Regions from separate parts of the Homo sapiens genome. Here all the other regions are linked to region 3. A link is a contact called in ENCODE Hi-C or POLR2A ChIA-PET data. All regions are on one chromosome and are shown on one strand. Each heading gives the region's core, a stretch centred on a gene start or an enhancer-like site at or near the end of the contact. The rest is flanking DNA. Distances are from core to core; before and after follow the strand shown.

The links. A loop is a pair of places that touch in the nucleus more often than their neighbours do. ChIA-PET counts read pairs that join two places held with the same protein, here RNA polymerase II (POLR2A). Pooled maps may share reads with other maps.
Region 1: a pooled map shows a loop between it and region 3 (8-fold over the local background). The contact joins two enhancer-like sites. A Hi-C loop is called at or near these places in 1 of 168 maps with a recorded cell type or tissue (naive thymus-derived CD4-positive, alpha-beta T cell) and 8 of 50 pooled maps. POLR2A ChIA-PET finds 5 or more read pairs at or near these places in 1 of 52 experiments (T-cell).
Region 2: a map of HepG2 shows a loop between it and region 3 (7-fold over the local background). The contact joins two enhancer-like sites. A Hi-C loop is called at or near these places in 4 of 168 maps with a recorded cell type or tissue (DLD1, HepG2 and naive thymus-derived CD4-positive, alpha-beta T cell) and 8 of 50 pooled maps. POLR2A ChIA-PET finds 5 or more read pairs at or near these places in 1 of 52 experiments (activated CD4-positive, alpha-beta memory T cell).
Region 4: a loop to region 3 is called in a map with no recorded cell type, with 11 times the contacts of the local background. The contact joins two enhancer-like sites. A Hi-C loop is called at or near these places in 1 of 37 single-sample maps with no recorded cell type and 6 of 50 pooled maps. POLR2A ChIA-PET finds 5 or more read pairs at or near these places in 1 of 52 experiments (common myeloid progenitor, CD34-positive).

The regions. Positions count from the first base shown.
Region 1 is chr1:182,028,481-182,031,180 of GRCh38, reverse strand. No RefSeq gene overlaps it. Among named protein-coding and RNA genes, the nearest start is that of ZNF648, 32 kb to the left of the region's middle. RefSeq lists a silencer at 1,064-1,453. Within about 2 kb of position 1,445, at least 30 of the 41 ENCODE cell types and tissues checked have a DNase peak (open chromatin) inside an H3K27ac peak, as active enhancers do.
Region 2 is chr1:182,083,804-182,086,503 of GRCh38, reverse strand. No RefSeq gene overlaps it. Among named protein-coding and RNA genes, the nearest start is that of ZNF648, 23 kb to the right of the region's middle. RefSeq lists an enhancer at 1,132-1,181. Within about 2 kb of position 1,388, at least 12 of the 41 ENCODE cell types and tissues checked have a DNase peak (open chromatin) inside an H3K27ac peak, as active enhancers do.
Region 3 is chr1:182,248,133-182,250,832 of GRCh38, reverse strand. All of the region lies in intron 2 of LINC01344 (long intergenic non-protein coding RNA 1344), which reads left to right. Among named protein-coding and RNA genes, the nearest start is that of LINC01344, 65 kb to the left of the region's middle. RefSeq lists a silencer at 1,366-1,565 and an enhancer at 1,120-1,621. Within about 2 kb of position 1,377, at least 3 of the 41 ENCODE cell types and tissues checked have a DNase peak (open chromatin) inside an H3K27ac peak, as active enhancers do.
Region 4 is chr1:182,425,252-182,427,951 of GRCh38, reverse strand. No RefSeq gene overlaps it. Among named protein-coding and RNA genes, the nearest start is that of LINC00272, 19 kb to the right of the region's middle. Within about 2 kb of position 1,416, at least 2 of the 41 ENCODE cell types and tissues checked have a DNase peak (open chromatin) inside an H3K27ac peak, as active enhancers do.

The DNA of each region.
Region 1 (2,700 bases), core at 196-2,695, 220 kb after region 3:
TGTACAAAGACAAAGAGATATATGAAAGCAATATGAGTCTGGAGAAACTGTAATTTGACCTGACTAGAAGGTAAGTTGAATAATGAGAGATGACTGAAGAAGCAGACAAAGTGGAGATGGCAGATAGCCTTTCCTTCAGTTATGGTTTCAAACCCTATGAAGAAAGCTGTTGAGTTTCTATCCACCTGCATATTTTTTATTATTATTTTAGTTAGGTGTGCTTTTTTCAAAGATAAACACTCTATTCCTTTTGCTTCTTCCAGTTTTCAACTGAAGATGTGGAGACCTCTCCTCACAGATGTGTTTTGAAAATTTAAAAGCATTTTAAACAGCAACCTAAGTAAATTAATTATTCAAGACAAGACACAGACCTCTTTAATTGCTTCAAAGAAAGTAAAATACCGGGTAACTTGTCAGGTATTTGTCCAAATCTTCTTTTCCCACAACTTCTGCTCCAAAGATTATGCATTTAGTAATAATACAAAAATCTATTAACAATATTTAGATTAATACTAAAATTTAGTAATAATTTAGAAATCTCTAGTTTGAACTATTCATGAGGAAATTACAAACTACTACACATCTCTAACTGGTAGCATTCACATGCCAGCTGTGGTCTATTATTTGGTGACATGCGGGGACTGCTTCTAAGTTGTTTGAGGGGCTTCTATTTTCTGAATATATCAAGGACAAGATGATGTGACCTGCAGCCCATTGGGGGTCAAGGGGAAAGGTGGTAGAGGTGAGGGATAAGAGAAGTAAAATGTAAGTGCAAAGGCTTTATTCTCTCTGCTTATGGATCTTTCCTCATATCCCCGAACGGAGTCCACCAATTCTGCTTCCCAGTAAACAGCCTATGGGGCACCTGCCTGTAAATACCTGGAGCATCATCAGGTTGGGGGGCGGGGAATTAACAAACACCCTAAAGCCTTTGAGGTAGAAGCAACGCAGGCCCTCTTATAATGTGGGCCAACCGCCCGGCCCCAGGCTCCGCGGATCCCGCCCGGAGTGGTCTCCTGGATCCTCTCTCCTCGGGCGGGCGTCCGGTTCCCGCGCGCTCCAAAGGGCTGCCCGCAGGCCGAGACCACAAGGGGGCGGCGCCTGACCCACTCAGCGGGCAGAAAGCGCTGCCTGCTCCGCTCTCCAGGCGCCGCCCCGGCTCCCGGATGTAGGGTGCTCTCCGCCCGCCCCGCCCCCCGGGGGGTGTGGTGCCCTCCGTCCGCCTCGCCCCCCTCACCCGCAGGCCACCCGGCTTCCCACCGGATGGCGGCGGCCGGGTCCTGGAGGCCCGCAAGGCGGGCGCCGCTCAGCGATCTTCGCTGATGGGCCGCGGCGGTAAAACCTGCCCCGCCCACTCGCGGTAAGCAAAGGTACGGCCCCCCAGGCCCCGCCCCCTGTCCTGACAGATAAGCCTCCTGGCCAACCAGGCTTCTCATCTTCCTCTTAAGTTTTGCTCCGTATCCCCGCCCCAGCTTTGAGCCCCACCCCCAGCGGACAAGCTCCGCCTCCAGCCCGCCTCAGAGGAAAGTGAGCTACAGGATAGGAAGCTGCGGGTCTGCGCAGCCTGAGTGCACAGAGTACCTGTAATGCCTGTGGTGCCGGCCGGGAGGGTTGGGCCCAGAAGAAGGCAGACTAGCCCCTGCCCTGCCCAACTTCAGTCCAGCCAAAGAGAAGTAAACGAGGGAGTGGGTGTTAGGTAAGGAAAGTACCCTGACCGGACGGGTTAGGTGAGAAGGTTTCTTGGAGGAACTGAGACCGGAAGATGGAAGGAATTCGCTAGGCCAGAGGCGGGAGGGTGCCCAGGGGAGGGGACAGAGTTCCAGTAAGAGAAAATAGCAGGCCTCGGTGAGAGGATCACCATAGGTTCCAGAAACTAAAACAATTTTTGACCAATATGGCTGGAGCATAGAGTAGTCCAGCAAGAAATAAAGCTGGACAGAGAATGGAAGTCAGATTCTAGAAGACTCTAGAGGTTCACACCTCTAGAGGCTTTTAAAGTGGGAACGTGGCATAATCAGATCTACATTTCATAAAGGTCACTCTGCAGAGTGCATTGGGAGAAGATCAGACTAGGGACAGGAAAATCAGAAGACTGGCATTGATGTGGACTAGGATGGGGGCAGTGAGGATGAAGAGAGAGGGGTGGATTTGAAAGATGTTTTGCACATAGAATTAACAAATTTTGGATGAGGTGGCAGGGTAGGTGAGAATTCAAGAGAATGAAGAGTAAAGATGATTTATTTCTGCATCAGCAAGGTCAATGGTGACCATACAAGTTATCGCTCGCTCCCCTCCATATTTTTAGCACTTTCAGAGCTGTTACCTTACTGCCTTGAGTGTTTCTCTTTTGCGTAGAGAATTTATTGCTGTTCCAGATTAGAGCTTCCTTGAAGAAATGGACATCTTCAGGTTTTCCTTTGCTTAGATTGTACCGCAAATTACCCATTTGATCATTTGCTGAATGATCCAATGAATCAATGGCCCCAAGGGTTTGATCCTCAAAACTAAAAAAAAAAGCTGTCAGAAAGGCCAGTCCTCAAGAGGTACATTTATAGTCATGTGCCCCATAATGACATTTTGATCATCGATGGACTACATATATGACATTAGTCCCATAAGATTATAATGGAGCTGAAAAATTCTTATCACCTAGCGACAAAGCCATTGTAACACTGTACCGCAATGTATTACTCACATGTT
Region 2 (2,700 bases), core at 139-2,638, 160 kb after region 3:
TTCTGGCAGAGTGTAGATGGGAAACAGTGGATGGATGTGCAGGGAACCACCAGGAGCTGGCCCCGCCAGAGTGGGTCCCAACCAGGCCAGCCATCCAGTGGGCGCCATGGGCACCCGAGCTTTCCTCCCCCGGGCTTCACTCTCTTTGACCACTTTCTGCCCAGGGCCATCTGTGGGCAGTGACTTGGGGAGGCTGCAGGAAGAAGGGACAACAATTGAGTCACTTGTTGTTAAAACCAAAAGCCCGCCACCCCAGCCAAGATTTTCCACATGGGGGTAGCCCTGCCAACGTGTGCCCCCAGTCAACATCAAGATGTCCCCCACAGGCCTCAATGTCACGAAGGACTCCTGAAAATACTGCCTGTTTGAGAGGGGACAGAGACTAACTGTGAAATACTCCTCAGTTTCCCTGCTGCTTACCCAAGAGTTGGGTTGAAGCTCAGCCTGGGGCGCCACTGCTGGGGTGAGGTGGGCTGTGTCAGGCCAGCCACTCATGCCAAAGCTGAAGATAGGATGAGAAGGAGAGAGGGAGTGCCCACTGGGGGGCATAGGGCTGTGCCCAGGAGGGCACTGCTTGTCTTTGCAACCTAGCAGCCATCTCTGGCGGGATGCCTAAAATACCTCGGTCAGCCTCCCAGCTGAGGGAGAGCAGGAGGCGTGCGCTGGGGTCTGCATTAGGTTTTCACAATGGATAAAATCAGTTCTGTGATTGAAAGGCGAGGCCTTGGGAAATTAGTCACACAAGGGAGAATTGTGCCTGCCTCCATCAGAATCACCTGAGGATTCCCAGGAACCATCCAAGAGACTCTGATGCAGGGGTTCTAGGTTAAGGCCTGAGTCCCTTCTCTCCCTCCCTCCCTCTCTCCCACTCTTCCTTCCTTCCTTTCCCATGCAAAGCCCCTAGCAAAGCTTAGAATAAGAACATGTGGGGCTGGGTGTGGTGGCTCACGCCTATGATCCCAGCACTTTGGGAGGCAGAGGCAGGAGGATCACTTGAGGTCAGGAGTTCGAGACTAGCCTGGCCAACATGGTGAAACCCTGTCTCTACTAAAAACACAAAAATTAGCCGGATGTGGTGGCGGGCATCTGTAGTCCTAGCTACTCAGGAGGCTGAGGCACAAGAATCACTTGAACCCAGGAGGCGGAGGTTGCAGAGAGCCATGATCGCACCACTACACTCCAGCCTGGGCAACAAGAGCAAAACTCTGTCTCAAAAACAAACAAACAAAACCACGTTGGATCCACACATGGCTATAGATCCCTACTGTGTGCAAGGCAGCTGGCATCCTGGCCCTCTGAGACTGGCCTAGGGGAGGCCTCCTGGTGACTTCCTCCCAGAGCTAGAGAGGCGGTGTCCTTTGCCTCTGTCCTGCTGAAGGGAGTCCCTCATCCAAGGGGCAACGCTGCCACCTCCTGGTCAGTCTTAGAACTGTCCCCCACTCTGAATGCCTGGTGTAAATAGAGGCAGGGAGCCGGGAGAGGCCTCCCTGTCCTCCTTCTCTGGCTCTGCGTTTGAATATCTTATTCTAGGAAGTGGAATGTCCCCCAAACACGCGCCTCTTTTGGTGCCTCTTGTTTAAGTCTATCTTCCCTGGGAAGCCACTAGTCAACAAGTGGATCTCACTTACCCACCACTTTGCCTTGAATTCAGTGCAAGTCAGCATGTGTTTGTGGAGCACTTGATATGAGGGGGCTGGCAATACAGAGGACAATAAAGCAAAGCCCCACTTTTGCAGAAGGGAGTGAGAAGTGGGGGTGATTCATGAATATGAGTCACTTCTATCTGCGGTGATGTCTGAGCTGAGTCCTGAAGGATAAGCCAGCATTAACCAGTTGAAAAATGGAGAAGATTCCAGGTAAAAGGATGAGCAAGATGTGAATTGCTGGCCTTTTAAATAGAAACTTAATTGCTACATTTTTAATGCACCTCTTTGCTGCCCCCAAGAGGACAGACTACAAACCTTTTTTTCCCTCAATTTCTGGGCAGGTTTAAAAGGTTAAGAGAAAGGAAAAACAAGTTTTTCAGTTGCTAATCATTAGGGTTTAGGGGCCCTCCAGATCTATGGTGAAAAACAAGAGGGAGGCCTGGGTTTGAGAGACAAAGCAATGCAACCCAAGGAAGCAGGAGGCAGGGAAGATGCCTCCCCTAGTAGACAGTTCTCTGGGTCAGTGTGGGGAGAGGACTCCAGGCCACTGCCCCACCCTGGTCCCCGCAGAGCCCCAGAGAAGTATCAAGCCCCAGAGGGAAGTGTCTGCATAGTGCCAGGAAGCTCTGGATGTCAGCCTTACAATGAATTCCCAGGTCCTCAGAATGGCAGAGATGCATCCTGAAGCCAGAGACCTGTGATACAGGCTGAAAGAGCCCCAGATGTCACCCTTGTAACCCACTTGGACAAATGCCCAAGGATCAGCCTCCTTGACTCTGTGAGGGACTCGCGAACCTTGACATTGTCCCAGAAGTAGAGAAATACCAGTTCAAACCACAATGAGGAAATAAAGGAACTCAATGTTCTTGTACCAGGGTTTATAGCAGATTCATATAGGTCATGGGTGCAAAGGAGATCAAGACAGGGCCCCTGTTATTGAAACAATTAGAGAGAGAGCAGTACACTTCTCAGTGATTTGGAGCAAAAAACTTGTCCTCTTGACCTTGGTTTAATTTTCAGTGACAGGATGAGGAGGATGAGCATAGACTCTCGA
Region 3 (2,700 bases), core at 128-2,627:
TTCTTTGATTTGAGTTTCTTAAATGGGCAAGAAAATTTCCTATTAGAGCTTTGTTCTGTTTCTTACATCAATGAGTTATTTAACTGAAATTCTTTTTTATCTTTAAAATGGAGATAATGATTATTTTAATAACTTGAAAGTAGTTGTGAGGCCAAATTAGACAAAAGCACTTTTCAAAGAGCTAAACATTTATATATAGTACTATTATTATTTACTATTATTTCATTACATTTTCATTCCACATATGACTTGACTCAGTGGGCCTTAGTCTTGTTTTTCAAAAGGAGAATTTGGGAAATTACTCTGGTTATTATAATCTATCTTCTTAATGTCCTTATTTTTATTTTGGTTAGCATCCTTAGTAGCAAAAAACTAGCAGAAGTGCTAAATAGGTGACCCCCACCAAGTGACTCACAAAGGCAAAGTATTATAAAGGGTTCTTCTCTCCTAGGTTATTTAATAGTACTTTTTCTGACCCTATCTCTACTCTCATACTATGAAAATACTCATTTGAAGGCCCAAGGAAAAGCCAGTGATTTTAGTACACATGATCACAACAACAGAGCTGTCCACAAAGGGCTGTTGTCAGCACAGAGTGAGAAGGTGAATACGAAAACACTTGGTAAACTATGAGGTGCTGGGCATGGTGGCAATGGTGGTGGTGGTGATGATGGAGATGATGATGTTAATGACAATGACACACACCAGTTTGCTAATCCTGCATAAATATGTAGGAACATGAACTACTGGTCCCCACTAGACTAATAGGTGTACCAAGGAGATAGGACAGCCTCAGTAAAAAGGATAAATCCTGTGGAGTGAAGCCAAGGACTGACCAGCTATGACGATGATAGTTCTAGGTCTCCACCCCATCCCTCTCCAACCTAGGAAATGCCAAACAACTTCTATAGCAGTCTTCATTGGGTTTTCTTCTGCATGTTACTATTTTTTTTTTTTTTTTTGAGCTGGAGTCTTGCTCTGTCACCAGGCTGGAGTGCAGTGGTGCGATCTTGGCTCATTGCAACCTCCGCCTCCCGGGTTCTAGCAATTCTCCTGCCTCAGGCTCCATAGTAGCTGAGATTACAGGCATGTGCCACCACGCCTGGCTAATTTTTTGTATTTTTAGTAGAGACAGGGTTTCACCATGTTGGCCAGGATGGTCTCGATCTCCTGACCGAGTGATCCTCCCGCCTCGGCTTCCCAAAGTTTTGGGATTACAGGCGTGAGCCACCGGGCCTGGCCTGCATGTTTCTTCTTAGCTAGTTCACTCGAAGCTTCATTATACATGCCTCTTGCTTAACTAAGCTCCTCCTCTCACACCATCTGGGCAGGTTCCACCCTGGAGACCTTAGGATGGGACGCAAACATTGTCAAAGGGCGGAGTGCAGGAAGGCAGGGGCGGCGGCGAAGGTCTGTTTACTGATCCTCTGGAAAGGTTCATGAATTACTTGTTCTTACCACCGACTGACTGCTCATTCTCTCACAGCTAAGCGCTCATAAAAGAGCCACACTTTTGAGAGGAAATCTGTGAGCTAAGACTAAAAGCCAGGATGCTTGTTCTGAGTCAGAAACTTTCAATGTGACTGCAAGAAAGTTAGTCTTAGGTTTCTCGCTTGGTAAATGGGAATGACAGTACCTACCTTTCAGAAGTTATAACCTAGAAGTTCATAGGTTGAAATTTTGTTTACAGTTGTATTTTAAGATTTAAAAAAAAAATGCTTTAAGCAGGACATATATTCAGACAGTCCTCATCATTCACTCCCTGTTGTTTTCCCAAAGTATTATCTAACTCAAAGCTTTAGTGAGGGGATACCTTGAGGTAATAAATGGAATGCCCAGGGGTTCATTCATTCCTTTAGCAAACATTTCACTGCTTACTAAATCCCAGAACCTAACCCAGCAAGGGCCCGGGGTTGCGGGGAGGAATGAGATGCCGTGGCCACCCTGGGGGAGTTTCCAGTTTTGTGGGGAAGGCAGACACAGAAAAGCACTGGAAATAGCAAACTAACGCAGGAACAGAAAACCAAACACCTCATGTTCTCACTAATAATTAGGAGCTAAATGATGAGAATTCATGAACGCAAAGAGGGGAACAATAGACACTGGGGTCTACTAGAGGGTGGAGGGTGGGAGGAGGGAGAGGAGCGGAAAAGATAACTATCGGGTACAGGGTTTAATACTGGGTGGTGAAATAACCTGTACAACAAACCCCCATGCCACGAGTTTAGTTATATAACAAACCTTCACATGTACCCCTGAACCTAAAATAAAACTTAAGAAGAAAAGTACATGCAGTTACCCCGAGTGCTCAGAGAAGGCAGCTGCAATTCCATTTTGGTGTGAAGATTTAAATGACTTCATAGGGGAACAGGAGTGGGAAAAATGGAAAAAATTGGGTTACAAACTAAACCAATGTGAAAGATTTATTAACCTTCCAAAGAAGTTCACTTGTTTTTTTTTTTTTTTTTTTGCAAATATAAGAAGTATCATTATCTCTTTTTTAAATATGGGGAAAGATGGTACTAAAATGATGTGAACTATATATAGGGTCAAGACAAAGAACATCTTGGCAGCCTAACTCCTAGCGAATGCTCTTTAAACAGTGCTCCTCAATTCTTGCACCTGCCTAAAAGTTGCCTTAACTTCTTCACCTCTTCTCTCTCTCACATTTGTATATCACCCTTCTCCGGGAATTTTTTT
Region 4 (2,700 bases), core at 167-2,666, 180 kb before region 3:
CTTTGTTTCTTCTTGGGGCATGGTTCAGCCAAGCCATTGTAAGCATGTAGTGGGGAGCGGGTGTTCTACAATATGGAAAGAGCTGCTCCTGGAGGCTAAGGTTCCTCCCACAGGAGGGTCCTTAGTGTGACTCTCTCTCCTCCTCTCCATTCTCATCAGGAACCTTTAATACTCAGGAAAAATCAGAGAACATTGCTGGACTGGAATGGAGTCCTGGGCCACCTGAAAAGGATTTCCATTTCTCCTGTCCTTGGAAGGAGAGACATAAGAGAGCCAAGTACAGAAAATCCAAACTACTTAAGTCAAGGTTAGAGCACGACAAATCACCCATTAAACCCTTTTCAGTGTAAGGTTTAGCCTGCTAAACCCTTTTCAGATTATAAGTAAGAGTACCTGCCCACTCTCATTAGCATTATTTCCACCATGGACTCACACCCATAAAAGACAGCCCAGTTTCTCAGGTGAGGGAAACAGATGAGGGTCTGCTACTTTAAGGCCTCTGAGAACATGAAGTCCCTCCTAGGTGGTCTTACCAGTCCCCCTGCATCAACAAGATTTGGTACTGTGGTGCTTTAGCCAAGTATTAATAGTTACCCAGCCCAAGATGTTCCAGAACAGCCTTGTGCCACACCACATTGAAAATCAGGCCTGGGCCCTGAATATGCCACTGCGAGAGGAAACTTGCTTGAGTTTCCCATCAAGAGAAGTGAGAACTTTCATATTACCCAGAGCAACAATTTGCAGTTATTGGGGTCATTCTGAAAGTTGACTCAGGTGCATCAAAATAACTCTCATCATTTGAATGGTCATAAGAATCAACAGCTTGGCTATGAGAACATCAGGCAAGAGAGTACATAGTTATTTTTCCTGATTTTCTGCCTATGCAGATGTAAAAATTATACATAAACATTTTCACACTCTCTGAGCGGAAGTAATGTTACTCACTTTTTTTTTTTTTGAGGTGGAGTCTCACTCTGTCACCAAGGCTGGAATGCAGTGGCACAATCTTGGCTCACTGTAACCTCTGCCTCTCGAGTTCAAGTGATTCTCATGCCTCAGCCTCCTGAGTAACTGGGATTACAGGTGTGTGCCACCATGCCTGGCTAATTTTTTGTATTTTTGGTGGAGATGGGGTTTCACCATGTTGGCCAAGCTCAGCCACCCAAAGTGCTGAGATTACAGGCGTGAGCCATGGTGTCTGGCCATGTCACTCATTTCTGAAGTGAAAAAACTGGCTTTAGCCCCCAAGACTGTCAGGAAATGGACCCTTCATCATCCACCTCGATTTCCCCTTTTCTCTAAGAATCCCACGGCTAATACAGTCTCAAAATCTGTTGAATAGCCAACCATTCTCAGAAAAGGGAGAGGCATGAATAGTGTTCTTGACGTTGCTATGGTAACAAGTCCCCACCCTTCTTACCCTCCACCTCTCACCCTCATCTACCATGGGGAACTGACTTCATAGCTCCCTAGTGCTGTAGCCCACTGAAATAAAGGGGCTGCCACAGCTTGGTTCCTGCTCAAGCCAGCAGGGGCTTTTTTAGGAGGACAGCTCTCTGAGCGACCACATTCACCCTGAGCCACCTCCAACACCAGTGCTCCTTTCATGGGCCTCAGAGCCTTCTGACCCACTGGATCCCATCAGCTCTTGCTGTTTCCTCTGAGGTCTTGCTCAGAATGAGTGATTGCATCTACTGCCAGCCAAACCCACAGTCTTGTGCCCTTCCCAGTCTCTGGGATTTCTTGCAGGGTGGACTGTTGCTTGCTTTTTAATCTCCTAAAACCCAAAAGGTCCATCCTGACCCTTCTTCAATAGTTTGAGTACTGTACCACCAGAAGGGGCTTGCATTTTAGGGAAAAAACAAAAAACAAAGCAAAACAAAAAAACTGTCTTCTCTCCTGGGTGACTAGAAGGATCCAGACTTCAGGAACACAAAGGCTTATTTGCCACCCTTTTGGTAGACCCAGGACAAGAACTTTCATCCCTTCTTTCTTTTTCTTTTTCAGTTTTCCAGTTTTTCTAAATTAATTTTTTAGCCAGGCACAGTAGCTCATGCCTGTAATCCCAGCACTTTGGGGTGGTCAAGGCAGGCGGATCACCTGAGGTCAGGAGTTCAAGACCAGCCTGGCCAACATGGTAAAAACCTATCTCTACTAAAAATACAAAAATTAGCCAGGCGTGGTGGCAGGCACCTGTAACCCCAGCTACGCGGGAGGCTGAGGCAGGAGAATCGCTTGAACCTGGGAGGCGGAAGTTGCAGTGAGGCAAGATAGTGGCACTGCACTCCAGCCTAGGTGACTGAGGGAGACTCTGTCTCAAAAAGGAAAAAAATAATAATTTTTAAAAAGTATCATACATAGGCCAGGTGTGATTGCTCACACCTTTACTCCCAGCACTTTGGGAAGCCAAGATAGGAGGATGGCTTCAGCCCAGGAGTTCAAGACTAGCCTGGGCAACATGACAAGACCCCATCTCTACAAAAAATAAAAAATTAGCTGGGTGTGGTGGTGCATGCCTGTAGTCCCACCAACTTAGGTGGGAGCATCACTTGAGTCTGGGAAGTCACAGCTGCAGTGAGCTGTGATTGTTCCACTGCACTCTAGCCTGGCTGATAGCACAAGACCCTGTCTCAAAAAAAATTTCATATATAATATACTGTGCCACTTATACTTTGATGGCATAATAGCCATTTCTGCTCA